Linked DNA regions of Homo sapiens: all the other regions are linked to region 2. A link is a contact called in ENCODE Hi-C or POLR2A ChIA-PET data. All regions are on one chromosome and are shown on one strand. Each heading gives the region's core, a stretch centred on a gene start or an enhancer-like site at or near the end of the contact. The rest is flanking DNA. Distances are from core to core; before and after follow the strand shown.

Region 1 (2,975 bases), core at 429-2,928, 110 kb before region 2:
TAATGATCCTAAAAAATCAAGATGAATCAAAGGGTTGAGTAACATATCAAATGTCTAGAGAACGGATTCTCCACCAGCCAGTGCCAGTTAGTGTTCACAGAGGCAATTGCACAGAGGAGGTAATTGGAAAAGGAAGGGGATGGCCCCTGGATTTGCCCAGCTTGATGGTTTCAGGATCGTCCTCAGGGGAAAGGCCTAGAGCGGTGACCAATTAATAAGCTTCAAACCCACTGGTGATTGAAACCAATCAGAAGCTGTTTTGATAATTGGTTGTACCAAAGGGAAGACACCCCTAATTCTGGGTGGAGAGGAAGAATGTTCCATGCTACTTTAGAATGAAATCTGTTTGAATTGGCTGAGCTTTCTGAGGTTGGCTAGACTTCACAACTCCAAAGGCTGGAACACAGGTGTCCTCATTGTTAAGAACTAGAGAGAACACCTAAGAGAATCATAAGCTTTGTAACAACACACAGGAGGCTGTGGTCCATGTACATGAATATCCGAATGAGAAATCTTCAGTCCATTCTCTTCTTCCCAGCAGGAAAGCCTCTTTCTTGGTTTCCTTCTAGAAAACTTGGGGAAGGCTCAGAAGGGCACCTTCAGTCGGAGGGTGGAGAACCAGGTCTGGGAGCCTTCTGCACTGACCTTTTGTCCCTTCTTCCGCTATCCTGCCACAGTGTCTCATGGCTGCTATGAACACCACTAGCTCCTCTGTAGCAGGTGGAGTCTCTGTGTAGAAACGGTTCTCACTTTGGGTTCCCCACTGGCGTCACTTGGAGAGTTTAAAAATGCTGATGCCTGGGCCCTGCCTGGGGATTCTGATTTGCTTGCTCTGGGGCATGACCAGGGTATGGTGTTTTTAAAGCTTCCCGTGCTTCAGTGGAGCCAGGGTCAAGAACCATTGATTCTGGGACTCTACCTATATAGCCTCCAAGTAGGGGTTTTTCCTATTAGAGATATTGTTTTATTTTACCTACCCCAATGAGGGCACACAGGATCTCCATGTCATCCTGGGAGCCACATCGTCAGCACGGCTGAACCCACCCAGGGGCCCCCCTGTTGCATGTGGGTGGGCACTGCTTGTTTCCCCACACTGAAAGAGAAAAGTTGCACTCTCCCAGTGTGATTGACAGGTGACAGGACCTGGCGTGTTGCTTCCTGAAAACAGGGAAGAAAAAAAGGGTAAGGAGTGGAATGGAATTACATGGTGCAGATAAACAAATGGAAAATGGCTCTGAAAACATCTTTTGTGGGGCATGAGGCGGATACATGTTAGGAAGCCCCTATTTAAGAAAACAGCATAAAATTAGGAATACAAAGTAGCAAGAGAGCCTTGGGAGGTCCATGGAGGGGGGCTCCTGAACCTTCAGCTTTGACCAAATGAGCAGTGCAGCCGGGCGATGGGATGGCAGGCAGGCGATGCGCATGCTGATGTGGAGGCACACCTTGCACCTGGAGAGCTGTCTGCAGAATTTTCTACTGAATTGAAAGGGCTACAAAACAGCATGTCAAATCCTGTTTCTTTTTTGTCGAGAGTTGTACGCACACTCATATTAAAGTCTACTTTTTATAGTCCAAGAGTACAATGGAATGATGGTTTCCTCTGAGCCTGGGAACTCAAGTGGAGGAACGAGGTTGCGAAATGGGCAGGGTCACTGCCAAACAGTGTCACTGTCACCGATTAGCTTCATGGTGTTGTGATTATGATGCATGAACCAGACCAGTGCTCACCATGTGGCTGGAGTCACCGGCCCCTCAGTCCAGATAAAACTGACATAAAAACCCACGCAAACTGATTGTGAAACTGCTCCTTATAAAGCTGCAAATAATCCCTCTTTTCTGGACTCTTTTTTGACACAAAAGGAGATGTTTCATCTACCCCATTGCATGCAACCAATATGTATTATTCCACTAACCATTCTAATAATGTATTGTCACAGGAGGCACCACGTGCACGCTCAGTTAGAGACACTCTTCATGAGACTGTGGAAGAGGAGGCAGGAGGAAGCAGAGATTTGGACAGCAGGGTTTCCCCCACTGCACTGACATTCCCAGGAAACACTTGGTTCAGGGGCTGCTGGTGCATTTTGGATTTTCACGGTACTACATGGAACAGATCTTATTTTCGACAGAATTCTTCCCTACCACACAGACACACACTGCTTCATGTACAGTTTACTTTAATGTAGTTACAGCATTTCTTACATTGATTAAAACTTGTAGCAGAATTCTTTCCCAGGAAATATTGCAAAATAAGTTCTGTAACTTGGAAAGAGCCCTCCCTTTCTAGTGTACTACATCAGCCTGTGAGTATCACGGACCAGATGAGAACCGTTGTGGCATCCTAACATGTCCTTTGGCGCAGTAACACTCAGCACAGAATTTGCGGTGACATGGACAGGAAGCAGTGCTCTGTTCCCTGACGTTGGAATATGCTTCAATGTAATGCATGGCTGCTTTCCATATTCAGAAAAATCCAAAGACTCTGCTCTAGTGGCTTTGGTTTTTATCCTTTGTGAGGATATAGACATGATTCACGGCAGAGAAACATCACAGGCAGGTCTTATGAAAAAAAAATATCCCCCTGAAAGAAAGAGGAAATGATCTCTGAAAATTGCAAACATATGCCAACAAGGCCAATAAAATACGTGTATGCACACAGCAGGGTTCTCCCCACCACAGACTCTGAAGGTCCCTGGTCCCCTTAGCCATCTCAGTAAGCATCAACATTGCCTTGCATCTTTGCAAACAAATTGGAGATTGTTTTGCTTTTTAAAGTTGTATTCGCACTGCACATGGCTTTGATTAGTGGTCACACACATGCGCCAAACCTAATGTCATCTGCGGCTTTTGATTGTATTTTCCCCTTTATGGGACTGGAAAAATCTTAGTCTCCAGCCTGGAGATGGTCTGTCTCTCGTTATTCTGGAGGCCCCGTGGCTGAGCTGGCAAGGAGGAGGGAAGGGAGCAGAGTC
Region 2 (2,994 bases), core at 344-2,843:
ACGTGAATGTGTTTCTCCTCAACTCCCAGGCTTCACCCTCACCTCAATTGGAACAAATATTATCTTGTCTTTACTTGCCTGTGCATCTGTCTCTCAATGCTATTTAAGAGCAAGGGCCAAGATTTTTCATTTTCTTATCCCCACTGCTTTTCACAGTGCGTGGTTCACAGAGGGTCTCTTGATGGCACGCATGCCTTCATCAAAGCTCCTATCATTTTGCACAGCAGTCATTGTTTATACATCTGTTTCCCCTGCTAGGCCAGAGAGACAGAAACTCTAATGCATTCATCCTTGTGGATGCACATCCCATAGCACAGACCATTGCTTGCTAACTACACACCAAAATGGTTACCAGACATTAAAACTTACACGTACGCCCGTGCCAGCATGATTGTTCTTGGATCTGCTTGGATTTTTTAATTACCAGATAGGATGATGACCAGTATAGGCCAAATCTCCAAGGCCAGTTGGAGCTGGAGGACCTGGTCTGAAGCATTCCTTCTAGAAGCTCCTTTCTTCAGGCTCTCCATTTATGGAAGCTTCCTCGGCATCTGGTGCCTAATAAAGCTTGGTCTCCTCTTTCCTCATGGCACTGGTTCAGCAGCACATCCAGAACGCGCATCTGCATTGTGTCAAGAACTCTGCTTATTCTTCATAGAAACAGGCTACTTAACACAACCGGACCTTCAGACAACTCCGGCCACTCTCACGCCGAAACACCTATGCATTCACTATAAAACCTAGGTCTGTCATCTGTACAGTCTTTCTGTTGGGGTCACATTCAATGATCTTTTGGTCAAGGGCAAGGGCATTCATTCCCAGGCCAGATGAAGCTTTGCGCAGCACTCTACAGAAGACCAGACACAGAAACATGTACTTAGAGGTGCATTTAACTCAGTGCCTCTAAACCAGAGATTGCAAGCTGGTGGCTCAAGGGCCAGAGTTGCCCAGAAGACGTTTATTTGGCAGGAGTGTATTCAAGTCTTCAAACCCCAATGCCTTTAGAATGGACACCTCTTCCTTATTTGCCTCAAGCCCCAGCAGTCCCTAGTGCTTTGCTCCTCCTCTGCCCAAGAGACCCACCCAGCCCTTGAAGACACAAGACTGTGACTCCACCTAGACCAAGTATGCTCCGTGAGCTCCAAAAGGACCCCAAGGGACTGAGGCTGAGGGGGGTCTCTGAGCCACCATCGCAGTGGCTGCCCTGGCTGCCAATACATCCCCTGTTATCACACATTCAACCCACTTTGAAATTGTCTAGTGAGAATCCCACTCCTGCTCCTGGAGCCTAAGGAGGCCTAAGCCTTGTGCTCAGGGAGGTCACAAAGGGAGTGACCCCGAGAGGCTCCAGAATGGTGCCCTTTCTCTGTACATCAACAATTAATTTGGGTTGGGGTTTGAGTAACAACTTCAGCCAAACAAGGGAATCAGCTGAGTCCTGATGAGGCTCCGCAGACAGTGCCTCCACTTCCACAGAAGACAGCCAGGCTGCGCGGCAGAGCCTGCTGAGCTGCACCCCGCTATTTTTAGTGCTGCTCTCTGCCACGCTGGCGAGGCTGTCCTGCTCAGTGGCAGGCAATGCGTTCCATGTGTGCAGGCTGGAATGCAGCGGCTGAACCAAGGCCAGCAGCAGAGCCTGTTTCCTTAAAAGGCAAGAGAAATTCAGATCACATGGCCACAGGGACAGGAGCATGGATCCTGGGACAGGAACGGATTTCCATCCTAGAGAGCTCTTCAGGGGCAAGTGAACTAACAGAGATCTGCTTATGAACGTGCTGTAGGTGAAAATGGATTTTTATATTGAAATTCAAATAAGTACAGGGATTTGAGCCGATTGTTCCATTGCATTCCGGTCGTCTCAGGAAAAGAGGTCCCTGTGTGATTTATTTGTGGCAGAGACCCTAGAGCCACTCATATAAATTCCCCTCAGACACTGACTTCACAAATCAAAGCTGTTTGGCCAGCTGGTTACAGCCTGATGTTAAGCAGACTCAGGCCTCAGCTCAAGCTTCTCCCAGGGCAACCTCGTGGAAAGAAACAGTTTTCTGAATATATTCTAAAACAGACTAGAATAGAATAGAATAAAACAGAATTAGAATATATTCTAATTTGAGACCTTTATTCTGAATATCATTAAACACGCATAAGTTTTTTCTGGAAACGGTTAATATTTATCTTTCTTATCCTGAAGTTGCATCTTACACTGAGTAGCATTCGTTCCCCCGCCCCATGAGGTGGGAAATTCAACAAACGACTCATTGTGTATAGATAAGGGCCAGGCAATCTATTGCCAAAGTCCTCTTTTGCCTCACAGAAAAACAAAGATAGAGACACTCTTGAGGTCCTTCTGCACAGCCCTAAACTTGTACTCAATCTTCGTACTGTTTTCCAAATCACTGTCTTAGGTCACAAGCATTAGACCTGGCCCAGGAATTAATGAAGGCCACCAGCAAATGAAGAAGACAGGAAAAAAGTGTGGTTAGGATGATGGGCACAGACCCCCAACATTCAAATCTAGACAGTCAGCAAAGTCATGTCTAGTTGAGGCAGTCAGGTTGACAGTCACATAAGGACCCAGTTTTCCTGTCCCACAGTGAGGAAACCACAATAGACTTTACGTGTCATTAAGTCTTATTACTTTAAGTGCTTCCCTTAAACAAAAACTAGAAAGCTTTGTTTCTGTTGTTTTGCCTCTTTTGGAAACTGTCAAGGGAGTTAGTAGGGAAGGTGATGCCTATACCTATGCCTATATAGGGTGAACTACAGACTCTTAAATGTCACTGATGACTGTGTGTCATGGCTGCATACACATGAACTTATACGGGAGCAGTGATGAACGCAGTCCTCCCATATCCTCCCCACCACAGCCCTCAGGTTCCCGCGTCTCTCCACAGGGGTGGGCTTAATTAACCTAACAGGGGTTCCGGTTGTTTTTGTTTTTTGTTTTTTGTTTTTTTGACGAAGTCTTGCTCTGTCACCCAGGCTGGAGTGTAG
Region 3 (2,794 bases), core at 158-2,657, 79 kb before region 2:
CATGTCCCTGGAGGAAGTTCTATCCCAGGAAATTGGGGCCTGTGCTTCAGCAGGGTCTGATGTTATAAGAATGAGAAGCACAAATTCCACAGTGGATTAATGGAAGCTACAGGACCAGAGGCAATTCTACTTCAACTCCTTGTTGCACAAGCCTAAATATTGTAGCAAATGGGGAACCCGTGCATCAGCTGTGAGCTTACTCCATATGTTGCATTCCGGGGTACAACACCCCTAAATAAGTAGAAGACTTGGTCCTTTAATAGGTGCATAATTCTGGTATGCCAGATGTTCCCTGGCGATGTGATATATGGTAAGACCAGCAGATTCGTAAAATAGGTCTTCTGGTCCAAAGCCATGGTTTGTAGAATTGCATGTCAGTAAACAGGCATTCAGTAAACTCTAGAATGGCAGTTGTCAGAGGACAAGTGACAGACCAAGTCTACTGCAGTTCACCCACTGGGATGATTCCCTTCAACCGTTATTCTTTAGGGGCACCCTGATTATGGCCACTGTGTGAAAACAGTCCATTCTTGGCTCCCCCAGCATTTCTAGTCAACCCATCTTAGAAGCAAGTCTGAGTTATTTTTTTTATGCATCAGGTGATTAGGACCTGATGAAATTAGGTCCCGGCACAGGGAGGTGGATGAAAGTGAACTGAGAAGCATCTGGACCACTTCTTCTTGCATTTTGGTGCCTTCTGGACCTGCTCCCATACGTACCCCTACCATCATCCAATGGATTGCTACAGCATTCACTGAATCTGATGACTTGGTGAGTCTGACACTTCCCACTTCATAATGGATGGTTTGTCCACAGTCACTTAATACCCCAAGACCAGATGCTCTGGCCCTACTAAGGCCCAGTAGCATGCCAGGAACTTCTCTTCAAATGGGGAATACCTGTGAGCCACAGAAGGCACAGCTTTGTTCCAGGACTCCAGTGGTCGACACTGCAACTCACCTATTGGGCTTGTAACAACCACAACTCCACATTCTTTTCCACCACAAGCTTTGGATCTGCAGCGTCAGATAGCCTGAAGTGTAGGGCAGCCTGACCTGTGAACATGCTGCAGAGCCGACTCTAGTTCTGGGCTTTACTCCAAACTGGCAGCCTTGCAGATCCCTCAGTACATAGGTCAAGGCAGTGTTCAGCACAGTGTAAATGGCTTTCAATTCCAAAGAGAACAACATAGCTTTTTGCCTCTTTGATGGTGGTAGGGGGTGTGAGATACAATAATTTTTTATTGGGAAGAGATCACAGCATGTCCTAGACTAGTGACCCCCTTAAAATGTCATCAATGTGAGAGACTCCTGACTCTTTGTAGGTTTTATCTTCCACTATCTGGTACAAATGTGTCTTACGAAGGCATCCAGAGTACTTGTCATTTTCTGCCCACCAACTGGAATTAACATTATGACTCATATAAGGGACTAGTGTATCATACTATGGGTTGCCAAGATGATCAAAGCCCCTGCTTACTTTTTTGTCACAGAAAGCAGGAGAGTTAATATAGCCCTGGGATAAAGGGCTAGCGTGGTGAATACATGACTCCATGCGTTTGTCAAAACCTATAAAAATGGACACCACAAAGTGAATTTTAATGTATATACATTTTTCTAAAATCAGCTACAATGTTCAGGGACCCAAAAATGGAATATACACAGAGAAAAAGTAAATGTACCTAACTTTATTATAAATAAATAGTATAACCACACTGGAAGGGATGAGGAAGAAAAGAACTAACCTAGATAATGCCAAAAAAATTTATTAAGACTAAGAACAAAATCTACACACAAATAGAGTACTCTAGTTAGTACATTTGTTTTTCACAAGAGAATGAGTCACTACTCTGAAACCATACTATGAGTAGGGAACAAATATGTAAATAAAGTACAGAAAAAGGGAGCCACATGTCTTACTGTCAGAGAAATTAGTTACGAATACAAAGAGGTGACAGCTAGAATCATCTTTCGGCTATTCTATTGGAATTGGAGGCATCAGTATGAACTCATGGATTTTTAATGGATAGATAAGTATAGAGGGACAATGGTGCTGATGAAGATAGATAGGCAAAATAAATATAGATGTGTGTTTATGCATGAATGTGTGCACAAACATACATTCCCTAACTTTGAACTGAATGGGAAGAGACTAAAAGCAGTGGCACCACAGGGCCAATGAGCATATCTAGCACCCAGATCTTGAGTTCTAAATACTGTTCTCCAACAAAATAATCCCGGGAAAGTGGTTGATTTCAGGACTGGTTGATGAGCCTAGAGCTGATAAGATGACAGATATAAGAAACGGATCAAAAAGGGACAGGGACAGGTCCATTGGGCACAGACGCCAACCTGAAAGAACCCCCAATGGACGAATATTTGAGCAAATATTAAGAGTAATAGCAATAATTATATCCATGGGTCTATGCTGATATAAATAATTTAATAAATAAATTAGTTAATTAATTGGGGACCACTCTTAAAGAATTCCAGCTGGTAAATGTATAAGGATTGAAGGAAATATATAATCACCATTAGAACAACATGATAGGATGTGTTGCAGGCAAGATCCACTGATGAATGCTGAAATTAGTATTTCAAAGTTTGAAGAGAAACAAGCTTTTTGCATTGTCTAAAAATATCAACCAGAGTTCCGAAGCTGAACTCTTATTGCATGAGGATCAAGCTGTGAACCTTGCAGGGTGTGGCCCACCATGGTGCTGAGTCCTTTGGAAGCCTAGGCAGGTCTTCCACTGCCCCGACACCAGCATCTATTCCTCCAAATATCAGGAAAC

Evidence for each region. Hi-C counts contacts between places; a loop is a spot of excess contacts on that map. ChIA-PET counts read pairs that join two places held with the same protein, here RNA polymerase II (POLR2A). Pooled maps may share reads with other maps.
Region 1: a loop to region 2 is called in a map of heart left ventricle, with 5 times the contacts of the local background. The contact joins two enhancer-like sites. A Hi-C loop is called at or near these places in 9 of 168 maps with a recorded cell type or tissue (Right ventricle myocardium inferior, adrenal gland, cardiac septum and 5 more) and 6 of 50 pooled maps. POLR2A ChIA-PET finds 5 or more read pairs at or near these places in 2 of 52 experiments (AG04450 and PC-3).
Region 3: a loop to region 2 is called in a map of Right ventricle myocardium inferior, with 8 times the contacts of the local background. The contact joins two enhancer-like sites. A Hi-C loop is called at or near these places in 3 of 168 maps with a recorded cell type or tissue (Right ventricle myocardium inferior, heart left ventricle and left ventricle myocardium superior) and 6 of 50 pooled maps. POLR2A ChIA-PET finds 5 or more read pairs at or near these places in 3 of 52 experiments (AG04450, IMR-90 and MCF 10A).

Annotation. Positions count from the first base shown.
Region 1 is chr2:237,206,158-237,209,132 of GRCh38, forward strand. No RefSeq gene overlaps it. Among named protein-coding and RNA genes, the nearest start is that of COPS8, 120 kb to the left of the region's middle. RefSeq lists an enhancer at 2,556-2,975. Within about 2 kb of position 1,679, at least 12 of the 41 ENCODE cell types and tissues checked have a DNase peak (open chromatin) inside an H3K27ac peak, as active enhancers do; they include heart left ventricle and heart right ventricle, where a contact is called at or near this core.
Region 2 is chr2:237,313,783-237,316,776 of GRCh38, forward strand. No RefSeq gene overlaps it. Among named protein-coding and RNA genes, the nearest start is that of COL6A3, 99 kb to the right of the region's middle. RefSeq lists enhancers at 1-2,848, 1,448-2,048. Within about 2 kb of position 1,594, at least 26 of the 41 ENCODE cell types and tissues checked have a DNase peak (open chromatin) inside an H3K27ac peak, as active enhancers do; they include IMR-90, heart left ventricle and heart right ventricle, where a contact is called at or near this core.
Region 3 is chr2:237,234,509-237,237,302 of GRCh38, forward strand. It overlaps LOC105373953 (a long non-coding RNA gene), which reads left to right. Exons shown (of 6, transcript XR_924035.3): 4 at 600-771. Among named protein-coding and RNA genes, the nearest start is that of COPS8, 150 kb to the left of the region's middle. Within about 2 kb of position 1,408, at least 12 of the 41 ENCODE cell types and tissues checked have a DNase peak (open chromatin) inside an H3K27ac peak, as active enhancers do; they include IMR-90, where a contact is called at or near this core.